Regions from separate parts of the Homo sapiens genome. Here region 1 is linked to region 2. Evidence: read pairs that join two places in POLR2A ChIA-PET (ENCODE). Cell type or tissue: Panc1. All regions are shown on one strand. Links, peaks and the distances in the headings refer to the core of each region. The heading gives the core; the rest is flanking DNA. Region 1 overlaps MYBL2 (MYB proto-oncogene like 2). Region 2 overlaps IFT52 (intraflagellar transport 52).

Region 1 (15,255 bases), core at 4,367-12,366, 80 kb before region 2:
GGGAGGACCCAGCACCGACAGTGTCTGGTAGACCAGAAGTACATCCTACAAGGACCACTGAAGTGGACGGAGCAGAGGAGGGAAGATGGGATTTCCACACACGCAGTAACTCCCCCAACAGGCGCTGAAGGTCATTGTGGAAAGAGCCTGAGCTCTGAGCCGGACAGCAAGGTTTAACTCCTGTTCCTGGAGGTCACCGGCTGTGTGAACCTGGCCAAGTCTCCTAACCTCTCTGAGCGTGGGGTGCTCTCACTGTTGATGAGTCCACTACCCACCTCACAGGCTGTTAAAGACCAACTAAGAGCCTACACATTAGGTAGCAAGTGATGGGCCTGGCACGCGGCAAGCACTCCAATGTTAGGTACTGTAATTACTCATTAAGCACTGGCTCCGGCAATCAGTGGGTGCTCAATACAAGCGAGCTGTGCCTGCCAAGCGATAGTAGCAGGAGCATAGCATGGCAGTCAAGACCACCAAGTATACTTGCTGTGCAACCTTGGGTACACTACTTGACCTCTCTGAGCCTCAGTTTCACCTAAAAAACAGAAATGACACACCTCACAGGATACCACGCAGACTGTATGTTAAGCTCAGACCCTGGCAGTTAGATGTTCTAGGATGGGAGACACCTGGGTGGAAAGGCGAACACGGACCCCCATACTGAACTCCCCACCCTAGTGACCAGGCCTCTGGTCTTTCACCTCCCAAAACCCGCTCTACACAGCAGGCCTGGCCGATGCAGCCAGGAGCCGGGGTGTCACACCAAGAAGCCCTCCTCAAAGGACACAACCACACAGCCAACACAGTAACCACAACACGGGCTCAATGGCTGCCCCACCCTGAGTAACCAGAACCCACTCACCACTCCAAGACCAGCACCAAGACTTGGCATTTCCTGGGCTCCTCTTCAGGGAGACCCAACCATGTGTGATGCCACAAATACCACGCTGTCCTGTGCTGTCACCTGCCAGTCAACCTTTAGGACTCAGTTCAGTGCCACCTCCTCTGGGCAGCCTTCCCACCCCGCCCTGTGCCATACATAGAGGTCAGATGCCACCACAAACTCCTGCTGCACACACCGGGAGCTCCCCAAGGATAGGGACTGCATGCTGACAACCCTGGTGTCCCCAGCCCTTGGGTCAGGGCTAGGCATTCAGCATCAAGTCAGTAACTGTTAGCAGGGCGATGGAATGAGCAAAAGGATGTGGGCCTGAGAGAGAAGCACTTCCTGCTGGGGGTGTTCTGTGCTCACTGTGAAGTGTTGTGACCAACATACCGACTCGATCAAGTCCAGGGCTTCAGAGAGGCTAGAACCCACAGCAGGGATGAGGAGGTTAGCTGCCTCCACCACCCACTTGTAAGGCAGGCTCGTTTCTGGTGGGGAGCCTTCCTGGTCCTCACGCTTCGGGAATTCCTCCAAGGGCTCTGGTGTTCGCACTGCGTCCAGATCTGTACCGATGGGCTCCTGTTCCTTCGATGTGGTGGCTGCTGCAAGTTCCTCCTCACTGTTTTCCTCCTCCTTTATGGTAGGAGGGACGGAGGGCCAGTTGGTCAGAAGACTTCCCTGTAAGACACAAGAATACACCATTTGCATTTCGCTGAGATATAGACTATATAGTAGTTTCCAGCTAAACCACACAACCTGAATCTAAGAAGGAAACTGTGATGAACCCAAATAGAGAAACATTCTACAGAATAATTAGCCATACCATATACTTCCAAAATGTCAACATCATGACACTAAGAAAGGCTGACTAAAGGGATAGGACAACTAAATGCAATGTCTGGTCTTAGACTGCATCATGGACAGGGAAAAATGGAATATAAACTGTAGATAAAGATCCTGAATTAGGCTTAAATTCCCTGGATTGAATATAACTTTATTGTGGTTATGTAAGCAAATGGCCTTATTCTTAGGAATCTATGCTACATAACTAACTCTCAAATGGCTCAGATGAAAGAAGTAATACACAGAGGTTGGGTGCAGAGGCTCACGCCTGTAATCCCAACACTTTGGGAGGTCGAGGCTGGTGGATCACCTGAGGTCAAGAGTTCGAGATCAGCCTGGCCAACATGGTGAAACCCTGTCTCTACTAAAAACAAAACAAAACAAAATTAGCCAGGTGTGGTGGCAGGCACCTGTAATCCTAGCTACTCGGGAGGCTGAGGCAGGAGAATTGCTTGAACCTGGGAGGCAGAGGTTGCAGTGAGCTGAGATCGCACCATTGCACTACAGCCTAGGTAACAAGAGCAAAACTCTGTCTCAAAAAAATTAAAAAATAAATTTTTAATGCTTAATAAACATTAAAAAATAAAAAGACCAGGTACAGTGGCTTATGCCTGTAACTCTAGCACTTTGGGAGGCTGAGGCAATTGGGTCCCTTGAGTTCCTGAATTCAAGGTTGCAATGGGCTATGATCACACCACTGCACTCCAGCCTGGGCAACACAACAAGACTCTAATAAAAAAAAAAGGGAGGGGGGAGGGGGCTGGGTGTGGCGGCTCACACCTGTAATCCCAGAACTCTGAAAAGCTCAGGCAAGAGGACCCCTTGAGTTCATGAGTTCAAGGTTGCAGTGAGCTATGATCACGCCACTGCACTACAGTCTGGGGTACAGAGCAAGACCCTGCTCATTTAAAAAAAAAAAAAAAAAAAAAATCACGCCTGTAATCCCAGCACATTGGGAGGCCGAGACGGGCGGATCACAAGGTCAGGAGGATCGAGACCATCCTGGCTAACACGGTGAAACCCCATCTCTACTAAAAATACAAAAAATTAGCCAGGTGTGGTGGCAGGCGCCTGTAGTTCCAGCTACTTGAGAGGCTGAGGCAGGAGAATGGTGTGAACCCGGAAGATGGAGCTTGCAGTGAGCCGAGACTGCGCCACTGCACTCCAGCCTGGGCTACAGAACGAGACTCTGTCTCAAAAAAAAAAAAAAAAAAAAAAAAAAAAAAAAAAAAAAAAAAAATATGCGGGGCGTGGTGGCTCACACCTGTAATCCCAACACTTTGGGAGGCCAAGGCAGACAGATCCCTTGAGCCCAGGAGTTCGAGACCAGCCTGGGCAAACCCCATCTCTATAAAACAAACGAACAAACAAAAAGTGAATTTTATTGTATGTAAATTATACCTTTATAAAATAAAGAAAAAAAGCTACCAAACTGGGAAAAAATAGTTACTACATGATAAAGGAGTAGCATCCTTAATATACAAATAAAATGTACAAACCAGTAACAAGATAAAAAAAAAAAAAAAAAAAGACAACCAAGCCAAATAACAAATTAACAAATTAAGGGGTAATTTGTTACTCACCCTCATTAATAGTAAAAGAAATGAAAACCAAAACAATGAATCAAAACATCACATTGCACACCATAAATACACGCAATTTTTTTTTTTTTTTTTTGAGATGGAGTCTCACTCTGTTGCCCAGGCTGAAATGCAGTGGCGCGATCTCGGCTCACTGCAAGCTCCACCTCCCAGGTTCACGCCATTCTCCTGCCTCAGCCTCCCTAGTAGCTGGGACTACAGGTGCCCGCCACCATGACCGGTTAATTTTTTGGGTTCTTTTTTGTATTTTTAGTAGAGATGGGGTTTCACCATGCTAGCCAGGATGGTCTCCATCTCCTGACCTCGTGATCCGCCTGCCTCAGCCTCCCAAAGTGCTGGGATTACAGGCGTGAGCCATTGCGCCCAGCCCTTGTTGTTTTTTGAGACAGAGTCTTGCTGTTACCCAGGCTGGCGTGCAGAGGCACACTCTCAGCTCACTGCAACCTCCACCTCCCAGGTTCAGGTGATTCTCATGCCTCAGCCTCCTGAGCAGCTGGGACTACAGGCGTGCACCACCACACCCGGTTAATTTTTTATATTTTTAGTAGAGATGGGGTTTCACCGTATTGGCCAGGCTGGCCTCAAACTCCTAGCCTCAAGTGATCCGCCCACTTCAGCCTCCCAAAGTGCTGGGAATACAGGCATGAGCCACCGCCCCTGGTCAATATATGCAATTTATTTGTCAATTATATTTTAATAAAGCTGAAAAAAAAAAGATCAACTCCAAAGTAATTCAATCAAAATAAGAACATGATAATGCATTTGTTGCTCATTAAAACTGGCAAAGATTTTTTTTCATATAACCATAGCCGGTATTGACAATAAGGCTGGAAACAAGCAGTCCTATATACCACCTATAGCAGGATTAAACAGTACAATCCCTTTGGCAGCAATTCGGCAATGCTTATGAAAACTTCAAATGTCCACACTATTTTACCCAATCATTCCACATCTATAAAATCAACCGGCCGGGCGCAGTGGCTCACGCCTGTAATCCCAGCACTTTGGGAGACTGAGGCGGGGAGATCACGAGGTCAAGAAATCGAGACCATCCTGGCCAACATGGTGAAACCCCATCTCTACTAAAAATACAAAAATTAGCTGGGCATGGTGCTGCATGCCTGTAATCCCAGCTACTCAGGAGGCTGAGGCAGGAGAATCACTTCAACCCGGGAGGCGGAGGTTGCAGTGAGCCAAGGTCACACCACTGCACTCCAGCCTGGCAACAGAGTGAGACCCCATCTAAAAACAAAAAAATCAACCACACAGTTCAGCAAATGTACAAAGAAACTGAACAATGATGATCATTATAGCATTGATGGAAATAGTAACAGATGTTTGACAATATAATGGTTAAATAAGATACGGCAAATTCAGGAATGTTGGAGATCTGAATACACATAACAACATGGAACGATATGTTAAATAGAAAAAGAAAGTTGTAAAAGAGTAAGACATCGTCTAATTTTAAGCCTGGTGTGGTGGCTCACGCCTGTAATCCCAGTATTTTGGGAGGCCAAGGTGGGCAGATCACCTGAGGTCAGGAGTTTGAGACCAGCCTGACCAACATGGAGAAACCCCAATTAGCCAGGCATGGTGGCACATGCTTGTAATCCCAGCTACTCGGCAGGCTGAGGCAGGAGAATCGCTTGAACCCGGGAGGCGGAGGTTGCGGTGAGCCAAGATCATACCACTGCACTCCAGCCTGGGCAACAAGAGCAAAACTCCGTCTCAAAAAAAAAAAAAAGTTGAGATGAGCAGGCTCAACCTTCTGCATTGCCCAATTCTATAAAGTTGTTAAGTTTTTGCAATGATCACGCATTACTTCTGAAGCAGAGGAAACAATTTTATAATAGCAAGCACTGACCAGTGAGTGGAGAAGTTGGGAGTGGTCCCATACACGAATTAACATGCAAAATTCTTCTGGCAGCAATCTAACAAAATGTATTAAGAGGTTTTTTTTCTTTTCTTTTTAAGACAGAGTCTTGCTGTCACCCAAGGCTGGAGTGCAGCAGTGCGAACTCGGCTCACTGCAACCTCCGCCACGCCAGTTCAAGTGGATTCTCAATTATCGTGCCTCAGCCTCCCGAGTAGCTGGGATTACAAGCCTGTGTCACCACGCCCACCTCAGCCTCCCAAAGTGCTGAGATTACAGGTGTAAGCCATGACGCCTGGCCTGTTTGCTTTTTCAAAGACAGAGTCTCACTCTGTTGAAATACTGGGCTCAAGTGAACTTCCTGCCCCAGGCTCCAAAGTAGTTGGAACTACAGGTGTGTGCCACCGCACCAGCTTTTTTTTTTTTTTGTAAAGACAGTCTCCCTATGTTGCCCAGACTGGTCACAAACTCCTGGCCTCAAGGAATCCTCCCAACTTGGCCTCACAAAGTGCTGGGATTACAGGAATGAGCCACCATACTCAGCCAAAAGGGTTCCCCCCACCACCAAATATATTTGTCCATCTCTAGGAATTTCTCAAGAAATAACTGCACAAAGAAGCAGTCATTTGGCCACAAGGGTGACTGTTAAGAGTTTTATCTCTAATAACAAAAAACCAGTAATACCCTTATCTACATCAGTAAGAAACTAGTTAAATAAATAGCACACCAGAAAGACCACATTGGAGAGACACGGGTAAGGCTGAAATCAACACAGGCCCGGCATGGTGGCTCATGCCTGCAATCCTAGCACTTTGAGAGGCTGAGGCAGGTGGATCACCTGAGGTCAGGAGTTCAAGACCAGCCTGGCCAAAATGGCAAAACCCCATCTCTACTAAAAATACAAAAATTTGCCAGGATGGTGGCGAATGCCTATAATCCCAGTTTCCCAGCTACTCAGGAGGCTGAGGCAGGAGAACCACTTGAACTTGGGAGGTGGAGGTTGCAGCAAGCAGAGATGGCACCACTGCACTCCAGCCTGGGCAAGAGCAAGACTCTGTCTCCAAAAAAAAAAAAAAATTGACCTCCTGTGCTCAGGGTCATGGTCTGGGGCTTGGTCCCAGCCCAGCACAGCCAGCACTCCAGACACTCAAAGTGTCAGGGGACAAAAGCCAAGTCAATAACTGGCTTTCAGCACAGTAGAGTTTTTAAGAGACTAGAGATCTGTTCACTCTGTCCTATGCTGAAAGTCTTCTATGAGTCGGCTGATGCCCGCTGTTTCTCTTTGTGGAACGGAGACCTTTTCTTCAATCAGAAGTAAAAGATCAAACACATACTACTTAGATGTACAAGAAATTGTCAGAAGTAGACTCCTCCGGTTAAGAGATGCACAGGGAGTTGAAACCAGAAAAAGAAGTCGTTTTACTTTTCATTTGATACATTTCTCTGCCCTTTGAAAGTTACCCCATAGGTGCATTCATATTGGGCAATCGAGAGATATTCTCTAAAATTGAAAATTCAAGAAATAGAGGCAAAAACATAATATATCGCTCTAGCAGGGCATTGTGGAAGAATTGTAACTGTCAACAAGTTATCTCTACCCAGTAAGAAGAGGGAAAAAGATTTTTTAAAATTATTAAATAGTTCACACCATGACAGAAAAGATTAGAAAATAACAAAGGACAATTGTTACCTACCACACAGCCGGCATCATCAAATCTATTTTTTGTCATGCTTGCTTCAAATTTTTATTTATTTATTTAATTTTCTTTAGTTTTATTTTTTTGTGACAGAGTCTCACTCTGTCACCCAGGCTGGAGTGCAGTGGCGTGATCTCGGCTCACTGCAAGCTCTGCCTCCCGGGTTCACGCCATTCTCCTGCCTCAGCCTCCTGGGTAGCTGGGACTACAGGCACCCGCCACCACGCCCAGCTAATTTTTTGTACTTTTAGTAGAGACGGGGTTTCACCGTGTTAGCCAGGATGGTCTCAATCTCCTGTCCTCGTGATCCACCCGCCTCGGCCTCCCAAAATGCTGCAATTACAGGCGTGAGCCACCGTGCCCGGCCTTCAAATTTTTATTTTATTTATAAATAAAAGCTGGAGTGCAGTGGCGGGATCTCAACTCACTGCAACTTCCACCTCCCAGGCTCAAATAATCCTTCCACCTCAGCCTCCCAAGTAGCTGGGACTACAGGTGCACAAAATCACACACAGCTAATTTTCCTTTTTATAGAAATGGGGTTTCACCATGTTGCCCAAGCTGGTCTTAAACTCCTGGGCTCAAGAGATCCAAAAGCCTTGGCCTCCCAAAGTGCTGGGATTACAGATGTTAGCCACCACGCCCTACCCAAATTTTTATTTTGAAAAATAACCTTTAGAGATATAGCTAAAAAATATAAATAAAAACTTTGCTCTGGTATATAGGACAGTGGATGTTAACATAAGTATATACTGATTTCATTTTTAAAACTGCAAATGTAGCTGGGGCATGCTGGCTCACGTCTGTAATGCCAGCACTTTGGGAGGCTCAGGTGGGTGGATCATTTGAAGTCAGGAGTTTGAGACCAGTTTGACCAACATGGTGAGACCCCCATCTCTAAGAATACAAAAATTAGCCAGGCATGGTGGTGTGCACCTGTAATCCCAGCTACTCGGGATGCTGAGTTAGCAGAATCGCTTTAACCTGGGAGGCGGAGGTTGCAGTGAGCTATCATATAACTGCACTCCAGCCTGAGCGACAGAGACTCCATCTCAAAAAATAAATAAATAAAAACTGCAAATGTAGTGCCAGACATGGTGGCTCACATCTGTAATCCCAACACTTTGGGAGGCCAAGGCAGGCGGATCTCTTCAGGCTAGGAATTCAAACCCAGCCTGGCCAACGTGGTGAAACCCCATCTCTACTAAAAATGCAAAAATTAGTCAGGCGTGGTGGTGCATGCCTGTAATCTCAGCTACTCAGGTTGCTGAGGCATGAGATCGCTTGATCCCAGGAGGCAGAGGTTACAGTGAGCCAAGATCACACCCTGCAACTCCAGCCTGGGCATCAGAGCAAAACTCTGTCTCAAAAAAAACAGCCTGCAAATGTAATACTATAGGATTTTAATTGTTAATTTCTAGAAAAGTCAAAATTATAGAGACAGAAAACAGATCACAGTGCAAGGAGCTAAGGGCCGAAAAAAGGCTAAGAAAAGGAGCACGAGGGAATTCTGGGGTGATGGGACTGTTGTATACCTTGACTGTGACAGTGGTTACATGGCTGTATGCTTTGTCATAACTCAAAACTGTTTATTAGAGTACGTAAATTACAACTCAATACATTTTTTAATTTTTTTTAATTAAAAAGATAGAGACAAGGTTTCACCATGTTGCCTGAACTGGCCTCCAACTCCTGGGCTTGAGCAATCCGCCCGCTTCAGCCTCTCAACTTGCTGGGATTACAGGTGTGAACCAACGCACCCAGCCACCTCTGATTTTTTTATTGCAAACATGCTTTCAGTTTTAAAAAATTAAAATGAGCAACAGGTAAGAAGGTGGCCACCAGCAAGGAGAGATGGAGGCTGAGGATCTCCTTAACTAATTCACAGTTTTATATAATCAGCTTGCTCTGCTATCCTTCATCTGCAGGCAGACAAGTGCCAGTTATGTGCAGAAGTCTCACAAGGCCCCAGAAGCACAGAGCCCACTTTTAGACTCTGTGGCAGAAACTGACCAATAGCTGTGGACAAGGTGTTCAATGAGATGGTGTCAGATGAATGTGAAATCAAACCAAGCCAAAGGCTGAGCAGCTGTCTCACCTGGCCTTCCGTGGGCTGGGCACTCTGGAGGCCGTCCTTGTCCTCGAGCTCCAGCAGCAAGTACACTGGGGGCTTGCAGTCTTTGGACTCGCTCAAGAAGCCTCCTGTGTCCACCTTCCTTTTGATGGTAGAGTTCCAGTGATTCTTCACAGCATTGTCTGTCCTGCAGGGGGCAGCAGGGGGCCTTTGAACCCCAGCTCTGTGGGTGGGGTGCCATCAGGCACATCACTAACCTCCCTAAGCCAAGTTCCTGCTCCTGTAAATGAATCTTCCACTAGATGAACTCTAAGGTCTCTTTCAGTTCCAAGATGAAGTCTCACAAGTCTCTAGCCCTAATAATTTACAGAGCATTTCCACGAAGCTCTGTGAAATAAGCAACTGAATCATTCAGGCTATGGCAAAAATTATAAAATGGCACCAGCTACTGTCAGGTTCAGGTAAAAAACAAAATTTTTTTTAATTAAAAAAAAAAAAAAATTGCCGAGTGCGGTGGCTCACCACACCTGTGATCCCAGCACTCTGGGCGGCCTAGGCGAGCAGATCACCTGAGATCGGGAGTTCGAGACCAGCCTGACCAACACAGAGAAACCCTGTCTCTACTAAAAATACAAAATTAGCCAGGCATGGTGGCACATGCCTGTAATCCCAGCTACTTGGGAGTCTGAGGAAGGAGAATCGCTTGAACCCAGGAGGTAGAGGTTGTGGTTAGCCAAGATGATGCCATTGCACTCCAGCCTGGGAACAAAAGTAAAATTCCACCTCAAAAAAAAAAAAAATGTATATATAAGACCAGGAACAGTGGCTCACGCCTGTAATCCTGGCACTTTGGGAGGTGCTGGGCGTGATGCCAGGCACCTGTAATCCCAGCTACTTGGGAGTCTGAGGCATGAGAATCGCTTAAACCCGGGAGGTGGAGGTTGTGATGAGCCGAGATTGCGCCACTGCACTACAGCCTGGGCAACAGAGTGAGACTCCATCTCAAAAATAAATAAAAATGAAAAAAAAAATTTTAAATTTTTTAAAAATTATAAAACTGAAGATATGTGCTTGGAACTCTCACCCCCTTCCCTGCCCACTTCGAATGTGTAGAAGCCATAAGCAACACTGTCTGCTCATTTCCACTGAGTCTCACGCTGACCTCAGATGCAAGGCCTGTTCACCTCCCACAGACTGATAAGTGGCCAAAGAGGGCAGAAGGCCCAGAACTGTTCACCTCCCTAAGCCTTGGTTTCTTTATCTGGAAGGTCAGAAGACTACGTCATACTCCATCACTCACTGAAGATTCAGGGAGGAGACACATCTACAGTAGAACAGTAGCATAAAGCACAGAGTAGAGTAGCAGAGAAACATGTAGTAATAAAGGCATAGAGTAATACAGAAGGACGGGATAGTACCACAAAAGTGTATAGAAGTATAGTGGTGAGAAGCAAGCGGCAGGTCAGGCGCGGTGGCTCACGCCTGTAATCCCAGCACTTTGGGAGGCTGAGGCAGGTGGATCACCTGAGGTCAGGAGTTCAAGACCAGCCTGGCCAACATAGTGAAACCCCATCTCTACTAAAAATACAAAGGTACTGTGCTGACACATAGTAGTCACCACCTTCTTTGGAGTGCCAAGCAGAATACTCTTTCCTTGAAAAGTGAACAGAGAGTAACAGCTTAACTGAGCACCCAGTCTAAGAGAATATCCTCGGATCATTTGCACTCTAAGCCTTCAGGGACACAATGCTCACTGGGCAAAGGTGTAGGGTAAGGGGTGCTCCTGGTGCTTTGCCCAGATCCTCTGTCCCTACAGCGAATCCAATCCCCCAGCTGCCGGGCATGCTGCCGACGGCTTCTACTATGACTTTATCTGCATAAGAGCCCTTGGAAGCAGATCACCTAAGGTCAGGAGTTCAACACCAGCCTGGCCAACATGGTGAAATCCCGTCTCTACCAAAAATACAAAAATTAGCCAGGCGTGGTGGTGCATACCTGTAATCCCAGCTACTCAGGAGGCTGAGGCAGGAGAATCGCTTGAACCTGGGACGCGGAGGTTGCAGTGAGCTGAGGTCACGCCACTGCACTCCAGCCTGGGCGACAGAGCAAGACTCCGTCTCAAAAAACAAAAAACAAACAAAAAAAAAAAAACAAAAAACAGCTCTTGGAAGGCACAACCGAAGATGCCCCAGGAGTTCCCCAACCCATGTACACATGCGCCCTCCTCATATGTACATACCTCGCATGCATACATGTGAACACACACACTCCTTGGCCTTATAGCAGGCCAAAGCTCTATTTTCCAAGACCCCATCCCTTGCTTGGCCCCTTCCCTTCTTTTCTCCACTCCTTCCCTCACAGGTGAGAACCTTTCCAAGAGATCCCATGTACCTGAAACTCTTGAGTCACAGGTTCCGCTTCCAGGGAACCTGACCCAAAACACCTCCCCAGCCCTCCCACTCCCCAAGACCAGAGTCTGGGGTGCCCCAAGCTATAGTGAGACTCCTTCTTTTGCTCGCATATAAAAAGCACCCACTGTGTGCCAGGCATTATTGTAGGCACTGGGGATCCATCTGGTAAATAAGACAAGTGGCTGCCATTGACAGTTAAATCTAGCAGGGGAGATGAATGTTATCTTCAGCTACAACTGGGGTACACACTACTCTGCAGACAGGTGTGGGCACAACACAGAGGTCACCAGAGACCAACCACAGTCTGGGAGAACAGAGAAAACTTCTCTGAAGAAATAGCACCCCCACTGAGAACTGAAGGATGAGAACACATTAGCTACACAATAGGCACAAGCGGGAGTGCACTGCAGGCCGACAGAGGAGCACTAGGAGCTCTGAGAAGAGCTCAGGGTTCGAGGGACTGAAAGGAGGCAAAGCAGCTAACACCGAGTAAGCACAAGTGACAGTGGATCAAGGTGAGGCTGGTGGCACCTGTGAGCCAAACAGGCCATGGGGGGAAAGAAGCCAGAGTTTCCAACCCAAGTGTCAGGGGAAGCCCCAGAAAGATGACACATTCAGGTTTGAGCTTTGAAAAGGGATCATTTCAGACTTTGGGGAAAACACACCATCTGGCATTTTCTCTCCCTGCCAGGACCACACTGCCATGACAAAAAAAGGGATTCAAAATAAAGCAAGGCAAAAATTCACAAGGACAAAGAGAAACAGGTAGAAGACAGCCACTAGTAAGAGATTTTTTACAAGTTTTCATAAGATGGAAAACAGGGGAACAATATCCAGCTTAGGGCCAGGTGCGGTGGCTCACACCTGTAATCTCAGCACTTCGGGAGGCCCAAGGCAGGCAGATCACCTGAGGTCAGGAGTTCAAGACTAGCCTGGCCAAGATGGCAAAACCCCATCTCTACTAAAAATACAAAAATTAGTCAGGTGTGGTGGCGGGCGCCTATAATCCCAGCTACTCAGGAGGCTGAGGCAGGAGAATCACTTGAACCCAGGAGGCAGAGGTTGCAGTGAGCCGAGATCATGCCACTACACTCCAGCCTGGGTGATAAGAGCGAAATTCGGTCTTAAAAAAAATATAATATTGACAGAGAAGTAAGCTATTGAAACCACAAAATAAGAATAGGGTGCCAGGCCAGGTGTGGTGGCTCATGCCTGTAATCCCAGCACTTTGGGACCAGCCTGGGCAACATAGGGAGACCCTGCCCCTACAAAAAATTTTAAAACTAGCTGGGTATGCTGGCATGAGCTTGTAGTCCCAGGTCCTTGGAAGGCTGAGGCAGAAGGATTGCTTGAGTTCAGGAGGGTGAAGCTGCAATGAGCCATGATTATGCCCCTGCACTCCAGCTTAGGTGACAGAGTGAGAACCCTGTTTTAAAGAGTCTGGGCATAGTGGCTCATGCCTGTAATCCCAACACTTTGTGAGGCTGAGGTGGGCAGGAGGTCAAGAGTTCGAGACCAGCCTGGCCAACATGGTGAAATTCCATCTCTACTAAAAATACAAAAATTAGCCAGGCATGGTGGCACAGACCTGTAGTCCCAGCTACTTGGGAGGCTGAACCAGGAGAATCGTTTCAACCTGGGAGGCAGAGGTTGCAGTGAGCCCGGATCACGCCACTGCACTCCAGCCTGGATGACAGAGCGAGACTCTGGTCTCCCAAAAAAAAGAATAAATAAAAAATAAAAAAAGAGTGCCAGAAAAGGGAGGAGCCCTTAGAAAGTAAAATTTTTAGGGAAAATAATTTCAAAAAAAGAGAAGATAAGAAGTCTCCTAGAAAATGAAGCAAAACAGATGAAAAATAGGAGAAAAGATCATGGAATGCTTTCAGTATTTAGGGGAAAAAAAAATTTTTTTTTTTTTTTTTGGAGACAGTCTCGCTCTGTCGCCCAGGCTGGAGTGCAGTGATATGATCTCGGCTCACTGCAACCTCTGCCTCCTGGGTTCAAGCAATTCTGCCTCAGCCTCCCAAGTAGCTGGGATTACAGGCTCACCAACACATCCCGCTAATTTTTTGTATTTTTAGTAGAGATGAGGCTTCACTGTGTTGGCCAGGCTGGTCTCGAACTCCTGACCTCAAGTGATCCACCCACCTCAGCCACCCAACGTGCTAGGATTACAGGCATGAGCCACCATGCCCGTCCATAAACATTATTATTTTAATAACTATCATACATTATTGGAGCAATAGGGACATATGGGGAGTGGGAAAGCCTAAGAAAGCTAATCTCCCATAGCAGAGGATCAATATGAAAAATGGCACATCACTTAAAGAGATAAAGAACTCAAAAAGATGAGTCTGTTTTAGTAGAGTCATTTAACAGAGTGGTGACAAAGACTGATGTTTTTCATTATTAAACCTTTTAAGAAAAAGAAAAACAAAAAACACCTTTTAGCAGATTATAGTACTACCTGATTTTTGATCATTTTCTTCTTAAAGAAAGCCCATCTATCCCACATCTCAAGCCTATTCTGTGTTAGAAGAAACTGAAGTCGAAGAGAAGAGGCTAACCAAGAAGACACAGTGAGCTGGGAACAGGATGAGAACTAGACTCCAGGGTTCCCGATTTCTTGCTGAGGCCTCCCTTATCACCATCTGTTCTTTTAAGCTGACAGAAGACAGGGCCTTCCCTGGGGAACCACCCTTCCTCCTGACTATGCATGCCTCTGGGAGCCCTGGAGCCGAGGCTGGGTGTTACAGAACAAGAGCACAGGACCACAATACCCACCCAGGAACCCTCCTCCATCAGAAACACGGGCCTGGCCTCCCGGGAACCTGTCCCAACCCCCAAGAAGACAGCTTACCTCCCTGGCAACATCTTGGCGATCTCGGCCCAGCGGTTGCCCAGCACCTTGTGGGCCTCGCAGATGATGCGGTCCTCCTCCTCGGTCCAGCAAGACTTCTTCACCTCAGGGTTGAGGTGGTTGTGCCAGCGTTCACGGCACTGCTTCCCCAGCCGGCCCTTCAGGTGCTTGGCAATCAGTGTCCACTGCTTTGTGCCATACTTCTTAACCAGCTCGATGACCTTAGAGAAAAGTCTCTGGGTAGCCACTTGCACCGGCCCCTCTCTCGCCCCCACCATAGCCCTTCACATCCACCTGAGCCTTGCCATGGCCCTGAGAGGTGCCACCTACCACATCCCCTCAGGCAACACTGAGCGAGCTGCAGGGGATGCCACCCAGGATGACTTTGTGTAGCCCACAGGGCCTACCTGAGGATCTGACCGCATCCCTCTCATTTATTGCCTGGAATAAATCTAGGCCAAGAATACCAGAGACCCTTTCTAGAGTAGAGATCAAGTGGGGGTAAACAAAGGCGCCAGAGTCCTGCTTCCCTCTCCAGGGCTCAACCCAATAAGCTAAGTAGAAAAGAGCAGAGGGATGAGGAGGAACAACACACACGGAGTCCAAACTAAAGGTGGGAAACAGACTTTCCCACACCAGCCAGGCCCCAGGCTGCCACAAGACCCTCCAGCACTTCCATGGAAATTGGGAGGGCACAGGCTGAGCCATGGTAGCAGGCATCGCGGGCTGACCTAGCCAGACCTGAGTCCCCACCTGCCCTCAGTCAGGCTTCCTAGCTCAGGACACAAACCACAACATACGCAGCCACAAGAGCCAGGCCAGGCCCCACCTACACAACAGACACACGCGTTCTCATGTGCACACAGGCCACAAGAAACTGGGAAGAGTGGATGCTTCTTTTGGCAAAGATTTTGGTGAAGAAATATTTGACTTCACTTCTGTATGGTTTAAATTTTTATAGCAACCACATATCACTTTGATTTTTTTTTTTAAAGATTTTATGTTTT
Region 2 (15,255 bases), core at 2,914-10,913:
GAAGAATACCTAGGCCGGGAGTGGTGGCTCAAGCTGTAATCCCAGCACTTTGGGAGGCTGAGGCAGGTGGATCACCTGAAGTCAGGAGTTCGAGACCAGCCTGGCCAACATAGTGAAACCTCATCTCTACTAAAAATACAAAAATTAGCCTGGTGTGGTGGCGCACACCTATAATCCCAGCTACTCAGGAGGCTGAGGCAGGAGAATCGCTTGAACCCGTGAGGCGATGGTTGCAGTGAGCTGAGGTGGTGCCATTGCACTCCAGCCTGGGTGACAGACAGAGACTCCATGTCAAAAAAAAAAAAAAAAAAAAAAAAGTAGAATATCTAGATCTCCCATAATGTGTCTAGAGACATTGAAACTTCATGTAAATTCCACAGAAATAAGATCTTTATCAATCTCCCAATATAACAATTATAAGGCGTTTCTTTCTCTCACTGGAATCACCAATGGACAGCTCTGGCACATGCTGTACAGACATGTGCTTCCCTACTCTGCCATCTTCCGTAAGACATGTTCCCTTGGCATTTTTTTGACAAAATTGCAATGCCTTTACTTTATTTGCCACATCAGTCAGTGAGTAGTCCTCTACAGAGCCTTTCCTAATTCCCATTCCTACCAGCCCCTCCTCTCCACTCACACCTTGACTCCCGTAATTCAGGTCCCCATTTCTCCTTGCCTGGTGACACCACCACCTTCCTAATTGGCTCTAGGCTGCCTCCTCCTTTCCACTTTCCACACAACTGACAGAAGAATCTTTCCAAAACATTCTAGAAGTTCTTTCATAAACAACAACAACAAAAAAAGAAGAAACACAGATCTGGCTATGCTCAAGGCTGCTGAAAACCCAAGGGCTCCCTGTGGCTTTCAGCATCAAGTTCAAGCTCCTTGGCCTTACACGTGATACTGCTATTGAGCCTGTTCCTCTCCGCTTCTCCAGGCTCAGCTCCCACCCCACCTGACATGCTCAGAAACACCCTTCTGGGTTTACTAATTTGTCTCTCTCTCTCTCAGTGTATTACAAACTTTTCCAAAGCAGGGACTGGGACTATGCCTGACTCGACTTTGTATTCTCAGTGCCTGGCATATAATGGGTTCTGAGTAGCTGCTTTTAAATGAGCAAATAAACTTACCAGTATTTTTTTAAATGACATGAAAATAATACACATTGTATATTAATATGACAAAAGAAAAAGCTTACCATGATTTTGCTGTTTTCTTCTTTGTCCAAATATTGATCACTGAACATGTGACATGAACCAAGCACTGCCAGCTTCCCACCTTGGTTCTATTGATGACAAAGCAGGGTCAGATACTCAAATCCGAAAGTGCATCTCATGTATCCTAGTACCCAGACACTTATTAGAATCATGCTAGCAACTGTCTTATATACTGAAGAGTGCCAATTCACACCCAGATTTTAAAGTTTAGAAATACCAACTATAGGCCAGGCGCAGTGGATCAGCCTGTAATCCCAGCACTTTGGGAGGCCGAGGCAGGCGGATCACCTGAGGTTGAGAGTTCAAAACCAGCCTGGCCAACATGGTGAAACCCCGTCTCTACTAAAAATAAAAAAAAATCAGCCAGGTGTGGTGGCATGCGCCTGTAGTCCCAGCTACTCGGGAGGCTGAGGCAGGGAAATCGCTTGAACTTAGGAGGCGGAGGTTGCAGTGAGCTGAGATCGCGCCACTGTACTCCAGCCTGGGCAACAGAGCGAGACTCCATCTCAAAAAACAAAAAAAAGAAAGACCAACTATAATAACTACTACACTTTAACCTGCCTCTCATTTTAGATACTTCTATATTTTTTTATTTGGCTTTAACGAAAACTAACATAAATTAATTCTACATTAGCTGGGTGTGGTGAGGCATACCTGTAGTCCTAGCTACTTGGGAAGCTGGGGCAGGAGAATCACTTGAGCCCAGGAGCTCGAGGTTACAATGAGCTATGACTGCACCATGCACTCCAGCCTGGGAAACCCTGTCTCTAAAAATTAAAAAAAAAAAAAAAAATTAAATTGATTCTACAGCATTTTCCTATTGTTGTTTATCTTATAAACGAAGATCATAATTTTAAAGGGAAAAAAGATAAACTCAAAGACAGTCTGTACAATTAAAGATACCTATGGGTACCAAAAAAAAAAGTATTTAAGTAAGATCCAAATAGAAAGCTAAAGCAGGCTGAGTGCAGTGGCTCACGCCTGTAATCCCAGCACTTTGGGAGGCCAAGGTGGGCAGATCACCCTGAGATCAGTAGTTCAAGACCAGCCTAGCTAACATGGGAGGCAAAACCCTGTCTCTACTAGAAATACAAAAATTAGCTAGGGTTGGTGGCACGCACCTGTACTCCCACAGCTACCTGGGAGGCTGTGGCGGGAGGATTGCTTGAACCTGGGAGGCGAGGTTGCAGCGAGCTGAGATCGCGCCACTGCACTCCAGCCTGGGCAACAGAGTAAGACTCAGTCTCAAAGAAAGCTAAGGCAAGGCTGGGCGCAGTGGCTCATGCCTGTAATCCCAGCATTTTAAGAGGCCGAGGCGGGTGGATCACTTGAGGCCAGGAGTTCGAGACCAGGCTGGCCAAGATGGCCAAACTCCGTCTCTATTAAAAATACAAAAATTAGTCAGGCATGGTGGTGCATGCCTGTAATCCCAACTACTCAGGAAGCTGAGGCATGAGAATCACTTGAATCTGGGAAGCGGAGGTTGCAGTGAAGCAAGATCGCACCACTGCACCCCAGCCTGGGCGACAGAGTGAGACTCCGTCTCAAAAAAAAAAAACCAGAAAACTAAGGCACAAGCATGAGAGAGTCATAAAATAATGACTGGTTAATAAGAAAAATTTTCAATACTTGTAACTTTTAACAAATAAAAACAAAGTACTTTTTCCTATCAGATAAATAAATATGAAAATATGATATAAACAGCGCTAGTCGAATTTTAGTGAAATAAGTTCTTTCACACATTGTTGCTGAAACTATTAACATATGCAACAAAAGCAGTCTGAAACATAAAAAATTCTATGCCCAGTTGTGTAGTTATAGTCACAAAAAATTAGAAATAAATCCAAATGTTCACAAAAAAGTAATTCAGAATGATGCAACCTTCTTCAGCAGTTAAATTTCATATTATAAAGGGTTTTCAGTAACATGGGAAAATGCTTCCAACACATCATTCGGTTAAAAAAAAAGTATACTATAATTTTTTTCCCATTTTTAGAGATAGGGTCTCACTCTGTCTCCCAGGCTGGAGTGCAGTGGCACAATCATGGCTCACTGCAGCCTCGAACTCCTGGGTTCAAGTGATCCTCCTGCCTCAGCCTCCCAAGTAGCCAGGACTACAGGAGCATAACACCACACTCAGCTAACTTTTTCGTAGAGACAGGTCTTACTATGTTGCCAAGGCTGGTATCAAACTCCTGGCCTCAAGTGATCCTACCTCCTTAACCTCCCAAAGTGCTAAGATTATAGGCATGAGTCACCATGCCTGACCTATACTATAAATTATATTGCTATTCTACTTTAAAGCTTACGAGGCAAATAAATAAAAATAAGGCAAAGCAAAAGTAGGAGAAAGTGAATAATATGTCAACCTGGGCTGTCTTAGAGTCTTGGAGTAGTGCGATGGGGGAATTTTTTTTCTTTTGCTTTATCTCTGTATTGTTCATTTTTTCTACAATTATTGTAACATTTCTACAATATTACTTTTTTTTTTTTTTTTTGGAGACAGTGTCTTGCTCCACTGCCCAGGCTGGAGTGCAGTGGCATGATCTTGGCTCACTGCAACCTCCGCTTCCAGGGTTCAAGTGATTCTCTTGCCTCAGTCTCTGGAGTAGCTGGGATTACAGGCACTCACCATCATGCTGGGCTAATATTTTTGTATTCTTAGTAGAGACAAGGTTTCACTATGTTGGCCAGGCTAGTCTCGAACTCCTGACCTCAAGTGATTTGCCCGCCTTGACCTCCCAAAGTGCTGGGATTACAGTTGTGAGCCACCACGCTCAGCCCAACAATGAGCACATTATTACTTTTGTAATGAGAAAACCAGTTCAATAGTAAAAATACAAAATGAAATCGGTTTTTTTAGCTACATCACATACAGGGAACAGGCATAGTTATAACTTCCCCAGGAAAAGAATTATACTAAGCCAGAGATGTCAAGAGACATAAATACACACATTACATACATTTTTAAAAAATTGGTAAAAAAAACCCTCTGATTTGTACCAGGTTAAAAGCAAATGCTGCAAAGCCTGCCACCGTGCCTGGCTAATTTTTCAATATTTTTTTTTTCTTTGAGACGGAGTCTCACTCTGCCTCCAGGCTGGAGTGCAGTGGCACAATCTCGGCTCACTGCAACCTCCTGGGTTCAAGCGATTCTCGTGCCTCAGCTTCCTGAGTAGCTGGGATTACAGGCGCGTGCCACCACACCACGCCCAGCTAATTTTTGTAATTTTAGTAGAGAGGGGGTTTCACCATGTTGGCCAGGATGGTCTCAATCTCCTGACCTCGTGATCCACCCGCCTTGGCCTCCCAAAGTGCTGGGATTACAGGCGTGAGCCACTACGCCTGGTCAATTTTTGTATTTTTAGTAGAGACGGGGTTTCATCACGTTGGCCAAGCTGGTCTTGGACTCCTGACCTCAAGTGATCCACCCACCTTGGCCTCCCAAAGTGCTGGGATTGCAGGTGTGAGCCACCACGCCCAGCCCGAGAGCTTTTAAATAAGAAGGGAAAGGTAATTCCTAGGTACCACAAAGAAAAATAGGATTGTTCAGAGCTAGAGACACCTAGGTCCCTAGAAAAAAAATTAGGAGATCAGCTGGTGAATTCTGTCTTAGGGGGCAGATGAAGGTAAATTCAGCAAAATGTGAATTAAAACGCAGTGGGGGCTGGGCACAGTGGCTCATGCCTATAATCCCAGCACTTTGGGAGGCTGAGGTGGGGGGGATTGCCTGAGCTCAGAAGTTTAAGACCAGCCTGGGCAACATGGTAAATCCCCATCTCTATTAAAATACAAAAATTAGCAGGGTGTGGTGGTGCAGGCCTGTAATCCCAGCTACTTGGAAGGCTGAGGCGGGAGGCAGAGATTGCAGTGAGCCAAGATTGCGCCACTGCACTCCAGCCTGGGCAACAGAGCTCATGCCTGTAATCCCAGCACTTTGGGAAGCCAAGGTGGGTGAATCACTTGAGGTCAGGAGTTCGAGATCAGCCTGGCCAACATAGTGAAACTCCATCTCTCCCAAAAATACAAAAATTAGCCATGCTTGGTGGCAGGCACCTGTAATCCCAGCTACTCGGGAGGCTGAGGCAGGAGAATTGCTTGAACCTGGTAGGCGGAGGTTGCAGTGAGCCAAGATCATGCCACTGTACTCCAGCCTGCACAACAGAGTGAGACTCCATCTCAAAAAAAAAAAAAAAAAGAAAAAGAAAGGCAGTGGGATGTTGGGTCACTGCCTGGGACTAGCTGTGCCCACATTTCTATGGGGTCTCTAGGATAATAACTGGAAAAATAGTTTTCTGATATATTTTCCTAGTATAAACTAACAGCAACATAATTCTGTGCTATTTTGTGTAATATGTTAACTCCATCTGTTCCTGAATGTATTCTCTTTACACTGAGGGTGACAGCCCATAGTCACAGACAGGATTAAAAGTTATTTTCATCAATATGCTGCCATGGGATCAAAAAAAAAAAAAAGTTATTTTAAAAGTTATAATACAGCACTTCGGGAGGCCAAGGCGGGTGGACCACGAGGCAGGATGGTCAGGAGATCGAGACCATCCTGGCTAACATGGTGAAACCCTGTCTCTACTAAAAATACAAAAAATTAGCTGGGCGTGGTGGTAGGTGCCTGTAGTCTTAGCTACTCGGGAGGCTGAGGCAGGAGAATGGCGTGAACCCGGGAGGTGGAGCTTGCAGTGAGCCGAGATTGCACCACTGCACTCCAGCCTGGGCAACAGAGACTCCATCTCAAAAAAAAAAAAAAAGTTATAATACAGGTAGCCTCATGCTACAGTGGAAAAGCTTCGGGTTTAGAATAATAAGAGCTAGGTTTAGGCCTTAACTTCATCAATTACTGGACAATCCACTGTTTCCCCATAAGCAAAATGTATATAGCTGAAATGCTACTTTGCAGGACTGGCAGGAAGACCAGTGAGAAAACATATAGAAGCCTTCTGGAAATGGTAAGGTGGTTTTTATTATTTCAACAATAAAAATAACATCTATACCCATATCTAAGAAAAGCTGTACCTTTGAGTGATAGAAAGCCAAAATGGGTCTGTTAAGTGGGAAGCAGACAGAACCTGTAGACAGAACCGCCACTGCTGGTTTCATGACACTCAATGTGGCACCAAAAGGATACACAAAGGTGAGAGCCCTGTAAGAAATTAAAGAAACACATTCAAATTTTAAAAACATGAATACAAAAATTCTGAAAATAATCTCAATGTTTCTTGAGTAACACTCTTTTTTGAAACAGTCTCACTCAGTCACCCAGGCTGCAGTGCAGTGGTGCGATCTTGGCTCACTGTAACCTCCGCCTCTCAGGTTTAAGCTGTTCTGCAGCCTCAGTGCCTGCTATCACGCCCAGTTAATTTTTGTATTTTTAGTAGAGCCAGGGTTTTACCATGTTGACCAGGCTGGTCTTGAACTCCTGGCCTCAAGTGATCTGCCCACCTTGGCCTCCCAAAGTGCTGGGATTACAGGCGTGTGCCACGGTGCTCAGCTGAGTAACACTCTTTGATTCATTATCAAACAAAAAATTTTTTCTAAGCTTTGGTTTGTTAACTTAAAAACTGGGACAACTCTAGCTACACATTTAATAAAGCATTTTAAAAAACATGAAAGTAAATTAACAGGAAAGTGTAAGTGACTGTAACTGGGAGAACTAAAGAAGCCCCTGATGGAGGGAGGAGGAAGAGGATGGGGCCTCATCCAAGAACTGAACTCAAGCTGCTCTGCATAATAATATCTTACTGGTAAATACGTTCTTCTTCCTTAGGTTTGGCTAGTGCTATCTCTAAGAATTAATGTATATCACTGGATGGGTATGTTACCAGTTAAATGTCACATGAACAGAGGCATAAATATACGCTATAATGGACACTTCTACACAGATCTGCTTTGGAGTCCCTCCTCTACTCTCCACTGTCCTAACAAAGACTTGTCTTAGATTATCTAGAGTGAATTGGTCTGACCTGGGGCAATGTACTCCTGGAGAGGGTGTGGGATAGAGGAGCAAAGGTGGGGTGCAGATTCTGGGGTGAAGCCAACCCATGTAGGAGGGGTTAGGGTTTTACTCAAAGATGGAGCTCTGCAAAGCTTGAAGGAAGTGCTCTCAGAATGGAGAGAAACACAGATCTCAACACCAGGGCGTAAGGTTAGAAACTGGGGGAGGGGGTATAGGGGAAGCACCCATGAGGGGTTCCTCATAGAGATTTTAATTTCCCTTTTTCTTTAGACAACAAAAATTCTTTTTGGCTTAAGTTTAAAATTATTTCCCTCTAGTGTTTTTGTTTGTTTTGTTTTGTTTTTTAAGACAGGATCTCACTTTGTTGCCCAGGCTGGAGTGCAGTGGTATGAACATGGCTCACTGCAGCCTCAATCTCCTGGGCTGAAGCGATTCTCTTGCCTTAGTGCCCTGAGTAGCTGGGACCACAGGTGCATGCCACCACACCTACTAATTTTTATATTTTTTGTAGAAACGGGGTTTCACCATGTTGCCCAGGCTGGTCTTGAACTCCTGAGCTCAGGCAATCCGCCCACCTTGACCTCCGAAAGTGCTGGAATTACAAGCATAAACCACCGGGCCTGGCCTCCCTCTGGTGTTAATCTTCCCCATTCCTTCAGTAAAATCTCATCTACCCTATGACTTTTGTTGTCATACTATGAAAGAGAAGTGGTACTTGGCCCACATTCTCCAAACTCCACCTTCTACCCTTACTCCAGCAGTATCCCAGCAAGGTGGATTACAGCCCATGATCTCTGGGCCAGAAGCAGAAGAAAACAAGCAGTTGTCCATGGAGGAAGAAAAAGTAGGTGGGAGAAATAGTCATATGGAGGTCAATGCACATCTATCCCCCACATTTTCCCAAAATGCAATCAATGGAAGATGATTCTCAAGGCATAAGGGAGAACGGACACTTGAGTAGCAAGATAAAAACTATCTGCTATTATTATTATTATTATTATTTTTCGAGATGGAGTTTTGCTCTTATCACCCAGGCTGGAGTGCAATGGCGTGATCTCAGCTTACTGCAACCTCTGCCTCCTGGGTTCAGGCAATTCCCCTGCCTCAGCCTCCCGAGCAGCTGGGATTACAGGTGTGCACCACCACGCCCGGCTACTTTTTGTACTTTTAGTAAAGATGGGGTTTCACCATGTTGGTCAGGCTAGTCTCAAACTCCTGACCTCAGGTGATCCACCCGCCTCAGCCTCCCAAACTGCTGGGATTACAGGTGTGAGCCACTGTGACCGGCCTATTTGCTATTATTTACACTCCTGTATTTCTTTTATTACTACTAAAAAAATCAATGAGACTAGGCCAGACTAACCTGAGGTTAGGAGTTCAAGACCAGCCTGGCCAACATGGTGAAGCCCTGTCTCTACTCAAAATACAAAACTTAGCCGGGTGTGGTGGCGGGCACCTGTAATCCCAGCTACTCGGGAGTCAGGAGAATTGCTTGAACCCAGGAGGTGGAGGTTGCAGTGAGATGAGATGGTGCCATTGCACTCCAGCCTGGGCGAAACTCTGTCTCCAAAAAAAAAAAAAAAAAAAAAAAAAAAGACTGACATTTTGATAAGACTAAGTATAAACTTAAACACCCATCCCCAAAACAGAACTTTCCAAACCATGTGAATGAATAAGATTAGCTCAGTGAAAAGTTTCAGAAAGAGTTTTCCTAAAAGACGGAATAGCTTGTGTAAAGTCCCTAAGATGAATACAAGCTTCACTTATTTAAGGATTGAAACAAAGTCAGTGTGGCTACAGCAGAGTGAGAGAAGGGAGAAGGGACATAACAGGAAATAAGGATAAAGGAGAATCTGAGACTCCAACAGGCAAAGATACCTCAAAGCAAGAAGCAGGACTAGTCCATACCTCAAAGTCTACCAGGAAGCTGTTTCCTGGATAATCCAGGAAAGGAACAACTAGACATATTCCCTTCACTATAATTAATTACAAAGTCATAACGCAACAACAAGTAGGGCACTAGGCTTTCAACTTTACAAAGCACTTTCACAAATATCACCTTACTGAAATTTTCCAACAATTTTGTAAGGTTAACATTATCCCCACTACACAGATAGGGAAACAGACACTAACAGTTACTATGCCTTGGGTCACCCTTGGCAAGTAAGAGAGGGAATCAGGAACTTCTAACAATTCCTTCTAATTCCAAGTCTACAGTTCTTTTACCTATACCAGTTGGATAAGCTGACACAAAGTGAAATAATTAGATTGATTCCTTTTTTTTTTTCTTTTTTTTTTGAGACGGAGTCTCGCTCTGTCGCCCAGGCTAGATTGCGGTGGCGTGATCTCGGCTCACTGCAAGCTCCGCCTCCCGGGTTCACACCATTCTCCTGCCTCAGCCTCCCGAGTAGTTGGGACTACAGGTGCCCGCCACCACGCCTGGCTAATTTTGTTTTGTTTTGTTTTTAGTAGAGACAGGGTTTCATCGTGTTATCCAGGATGGTCCTGATCTCCTGACCTCGTGATCTGCCTGCCTCAGCCTCCCAAAGTGCTGGAATTACAGGCGTGAGTCACTGCGCCCAGCCTAGATTGATTCTTGACAGTCAAAAATATTAACTCTGTGAATTATATTGCTATACATATTCCCCCTTATGACTTGACTTTGTTTCTACTAAGAAAGGTCTTCCCTACTCCAAGAATTTAAAATATTCACTTATTTTTTTTAAGGTTTTTTTTTTTTTTTTTGCGTTGGTGTCTCGCTCTGTCGCCCAGGCTGGAGTGCAGTGATGCAATCTCGGCTCATCGCACCCTCCGCCTCCCGGGTTCAAGCAATTCTCCTGCCTCAGCCTCCCGAGTAACTGGGATTACAGGCTTGTGCCACCACGTCTGGCTAAGTTTTGTATTTTTTAGTAGAGATGGGGGTTGGCCAGGCTGGTCCTGAACTCTTAACCTCAGGTGATCTGCCTGCCTCAGTCTCCCAAAATGCTGGGATTACAGGCATGAGTCATCGTACCTGGGCTTCTTTAAGTACTTCTATGCTTTCTTTTAAAATTTAATTTAATTTAATTTAATTTTATTTTATTTTTTCAAGACGGAGTCTTGCTCTGTTGCCCAGGCTGGAGTGCAGTGGTGCGATTTTGGCTCACGGCAACCTCTGCCTCCTGGGTTCAAGCAATTCTCCTGCCTCAGCCTCCCGAGTAGCTGGGATGACAGGCATGCACCACCACGACAGGCTAATTTTTTTTTTTTTTTTTTTTTTTTGAGACGGAGTTTCGCTCCTGTTGCCCAGGCCGGAGTGCAATGGTGTGATCTCGGCTAAATGCAACCTCCGCCTCCCAGGTTCAAGTGATTCTCCTGTCTCAGCTTCCTGAGTAGCTGAGATTACAGGTGCCCGCCACCATCCTTGGCTAATTTTGTTGTTTTTTTTAATATAGATGGGGTTTCACCATGTTGGTCAGGCTGGTCTTGAACGCCTGATCTCAGGTGATCCGCCCACCTCGGCCTCCCAAAGTGTTGGGATTACAGGCGTGAGCCACCGCGTCCGGCATATGCTTTCATTTTTAATATTAAAAATTTTAGCCTATCCAGAATACATTTTGGGGTGTGGTATGAAAATGAAACTATTTCTCCAAATGTTTACCCAGAATTATGCCATCCATCTCTAATATTTGAAATGCCACTTTTACTATACACAAATAATCCCCACCCTCCATATATGTTTTTGGTCTAATTTTAATCTGTATTATTTATTTTTTTAAAACTATTTCTGAACTATGACCACATTTTATTATTTTTTTGAGATAGTCTTGCTCTGTCACCCAGGCTGGAGTACAGTGGCATGATCACGGCTCACTGCAGCCTCAACCTTCTGGGTTCAAGCAATCCTCTTGCCTCAGCCTCCAGAGTAGCTGGGCCTATGGGTGTGTGCCACCACATATGGCTAATTTTCAGTTTTTTTTTTTTTGTAGAGACAGGGTCCCACTATGTTGCCCAGACTGGTCTTGAACTCTTAGCCTCAACCCATTGGCCCATCTCGACCTCCCAAAGTGCTGGGATTATAGGTGTGAGCCACTGCACACAGCCAATCACATTATTTTATTTTTTAATTTCATTTTATTTACATATTTTTTGAGACAGAGTCTCATCTGTCACCCAGGCTGGAGTGCAGCGGCGCAATCTCGGCTCACTGCCACCTCTGCTTCCTGGGCTCAAGCAATTCTCCAGCCTCAGTCTCCTGAGTAGCTGGGAATACAGGTGCGAGCCACCAACGACCGGCTAAATTTTTGTATTTTTTTGTAAAGACAGGGTTTCGCCATGTTGCCCAAGCTGGTCTTGAACTCCTGAGCTCAAGTGATCTGCCTGCCTCAGCCTCCCAAAGTGTTGGGATTATAGGGGTGAGCCACGGTACCCGGACCACATTATTTTCACTACTAAAACTTTGTAACATGCTTTAACTACATAAGAATGTCAATTTTTACTGGGTAAAATATTTCAAAGTACAGAGGTATTATAAATGAATGCGAAAAGACAAACCATCAATTGAAAAATGGCCAAAAAGCAATGAACATGAAGTTCACAGAAGAAATACAATCAGCCAATAGACTTTAAAGGTCATCCTATGCACTAATAATTTAAAAAAATGCAAATTAAAAGAAAGAGATACGATGTTTACTAGAATACTCCATGCTGGCAAGAGAGGAAAAAGGTGTGTGCTCATAGGGACTGTAAGTGGTACCACCTCCCTGAGAGACATCTGGTAACACATTACATTTGGTAACCCATCTGTTGGAAGACCTCTGACCCAGAAATTTCAATGCTGAGAAATTTACCCTAAAAAATACTCCCACTCCCTCTCCCTCTCCCTCTCCCTCTCCCCACGGTCTCCCTCTCCCTCTCTTTCCACGGTCTCCCTCTGATGCCGAGCCGAAGCTGGACTATACTGCTGCCATCTCGGCTCACTGCAACCTCCCTGCCTGATTTCCTGCCTCAGCCTGCCGAGTGCCTGTGATTGCAGGCGCGCACCGCCACGCCTGTCTGGTTTTCGTATTTTTTTTGGTGGAGACGGGGTTTCGCTGTGTTGGCTGGGCTGGTCTCCAGCTCCTAACCGCGAGTGATCCCCCAGCCTCGGCCTCCCGAGGTGCCGGGATTGCAGACGGAGTCTTGTTCACTCAGTGCTCAACGGTGCCCAGGCTGGAGTGCAGTGGCGTGATCTCGGCTCGCTACAACCTCCACCTCCCAGCCGCCTGTCTTGGCCTCCCAAAGTGCCGAGAGTGCAGCCTCTGCCCGGCCGCCACCCCGTCTGGGAAGTGAGGAGCGTCTCTGCCTGGCCGCCCATCATCTGGGATGTGAGGAGCCCCTCTGCCTGGCTGCCCAGTCTGGAAAGTGAGGAGCGTCTCTGCCCGGCCGCCATCCCATCTAGGATGCCATCCCATTTAGGAAGTGCGGAGCATCTCTGCCCGGCCGCCCATCGTCTGAGATGTGGGGAGCGCCTCTGCCACGCCGCCCCGTCTGGGATGTGAGGAGCGCCTCTGCCCGGCCACGACCCCGTCTGGGAGGTGAGGAGTGTCTCTGCCCAGCCGCCCTGTCTGAGAAGTGAGGAGCCCCTCCGCCCGGCAGCCGCCCCGTCTGAGAAGTGAGGAGCCCCTCCGCCCGGCAGCCACCCTGTCTGGGAAGTGAGGAGCGTCTCCGCCCGGCAGCCACCCAGTCCGGGAGGGAGGTGGGGGTCAGCCCCCGCCAGGCCAGCCGCCCCGTCCGGGAGGGAGGTGGGGGGGTCAGCCCCCCGCCCGGCCAGCCGCCCCGTCCGGGAGGGAGGTGGGGGGGTCAGCCCCCCGCCCGGCCAGCCGCCCCATCCAGGAGGTGAGGGGCGCCTCTGCCCGGCTGCCCCTACTGGGAAGTGAGGAGCCCCTCTGCCTGGCAACCACCCAGTCTGGGAGGTGTACCCAACAGCTCATTGAGAACGGGCCATGATGACAATGGCGGTTTTGTGGAATAGAAAGAGGGGAAAGGTGGGGAAAAGATTGAGAAATCGGATGGTTGCTGTGTCTGTGTAGAAAGAAGTAGACACGGGAGACTTTTCATTTTGTTCTGTACTAAGAAAAATTCTGCCTTGGGATCCTGTTGATCTGTGACCTTACCCCCAACCCTGTGCTCTCTGAAACATGTGCTGTGTCCACTCAGGGTTAAATGGATTAAGGGCGGTGCAAGATGTGCTTTGTCAAACAGATGCCTGAAGGCAGCATGCTCGTTAAGAGTCATCACCACTCCCTAATCTCAAGTACCCAGGGACACAAACACTGCGGAAGGCTGCAGGGTCCTCTGCCTAGGAAAACCAGAGACCTTTGTTCACTTGTTTATCTGCTGACCTTCCCTCCACTATTGTCCTATGACCCTGCCAAATCCCCCTCTGCGAGAAACACCCAAGAATGATCAATTAAAAAAAAAAAAATACTACCACAAGTGCACAAAACTGTACATACAAAGATGTTCACTTATCCCAGCACTTTGGGAGGCCGAGGCAGGTGGATCACCTGAGGTCAGGAGTTCAAGACCAGCCTGACCAACATGGTGAAACCCCATCTCTACTAAAAATAGAGAAATTAGCTGGGTGTGGTGGCAGATGCCTGTAATCCCAGCTACATGGGAGGCTGAGGCAGGAGAACCACTTGAACCTGGGAGGCGGAGGTTGCAGTGAGCTGAGATCATGCCACTGCACTCCAGCCTGGGTGACAGAGTGAGACTCCATCTCAAAAAAAAAAAAAAAAAAGATGTTCATTTGTGCTTTATTATCTATAATGACAAATATAATTTTTTTTTTTTTAGACGAAGTCTCCATCTGTCCCCCAGGCTAGAGTGCAATGGTACGATGGCAGCTCAATGCAACCTCCACCTCCCAGGTTCAAGTGATTCTCCTGCCTCAACCTCCCCAGTAGCTGGGATTATAGGCGCCCACTACCACGCACAGCTAAATTTTCTATTTTTAGTAAAGACGGGGTTTCGCCATGTTAGCCAGGCTGGTTTCAAACTCGTGACCTCAGGTGATCCACTCGCCTTGGCCACCCAAAGTGCTGCAATTACAGGAGTGAGCTACCACACCCGGCTATAAAATTGTCTATAACAACAATACGGAACAGAAGTTAAGAGTGCAGGCTCTAGAATAGACTGCCTATGTTTGCATCTAAGTTCTGACACAGAGTAGTCATGTGCATTTGGGCAATTACATCTCTGTATCTCATCTCTAACTTTCCAGAGTTGTAAGGATTAAATGAGGTAATACATGCCTGTCACACAGTCGATGCTTGACAAACATTAGGTGGTATTATTAAAGAAAAACATTATAAACTACTTAAATGTCCAATAATAGGGAGTTGGTTAGATAAACTGGGATATATCCAATTTAATCCAGTCATTAAAAATGAAGAGGTACTCACCTATAACTTTATACATGGAAAAAAAAAAACCTAGAAATCTAAATACCATACTATATATTTTTTGAGATGGAGTCTTGCTCTGTTGCCCAGGCTGGAGTGCAGTGGCGTAATCTTGGCTCACTGCAACTTCCGCCTCCGGGGTTCAAACAGTTCTCCTGTCTCAGCCTCCCGAGTAGCTGGGACTACAGGTGCACACCACCACGCCTGGCTAATTTTTGTATTTTTAGTAGAGATGGGATTTTGCCATGTTGGTTACACTTGTCTCTAACTCCTGACCTCAGGTGGGCCACCCACCTCGGCCTCCCAAAAGTGCTAGGATTACAGGCGTGAGCCACCATGCTGGGCCTAAATACTATATTAAGACTACCTTCAGGGGGAGGAGCATGGACTTACAGTGCAGAGCTTCTACTTTTTTCCTCTTGAACTGTTCAAATTCTGATTATTTTTGTAACCAGAAACAAAAGCTCTTTTCATTTTGAAAAAGAAGACTCCAAAATGATACATCTTCCTCATGTGGCATCAGAAAACACACTCACTGGGCATTGTTTCCACTGCTTTCCTCATCAATGATCCCAGGCACAGCCTTTCCTGCAGCTCGGCTAATTTCCCTTGAAGAAGAAAAATTAAAATCTAGTAA

Evidence for each region. Peaks named below come from ENCODE experiments on the same cell type or tissue, not always from the same donor. Only the 100,000 strongest peaks of a DNase experiment are listed, where the experiment ranks them.
Region 1: POLR2A ChIA-PET joins it to region 2 with 7 read pairs; 3 of 35 experiments call an interaction of 5 or more read pairs at or near these places.

The regions. Positions count from the first base shown.
Region 1 is chr20:43,686,066-43,701,320 of GRCh38, reverse strand. MYBL2 (MYB proto-oncogene like 2) reads right to left here. Exons shown (of 14, transcript NM_002466.4): 5 at 14,249-14,469; 6 at 9,002-9,164; 7 at 1,277-1,564. Among named protein-coding and RNA genes, the nearest start is that of MYBL2, 27 kb to the right of the region's middle. In Panc1, for the core only: no CTCF peak of the experiment used is centred there; a DNase peak (open chromatin) is centred at 9,200.
Region 2 is chr20:43,604,973-43,620,227 of GRCh38, reverse strand. It overlaps IFT52 (intraflagellar transport 52), which reads right to left. Exons shown (of 14, transcript NM_016004.5): 6 at 15,155-15,226; 7 at 6,252-6,378; 8 at 1,202-1,288. Among named protein-coding and RNA genes, the nearest start is that of IFT52, 22 kb to the right of the region's middle. RefSeq lists an enhancer at 12,022-12,863. In Panc1, for the core only: no CTCF peak of the experiment used is centred there; no DNase peak of the experiment used is centred there.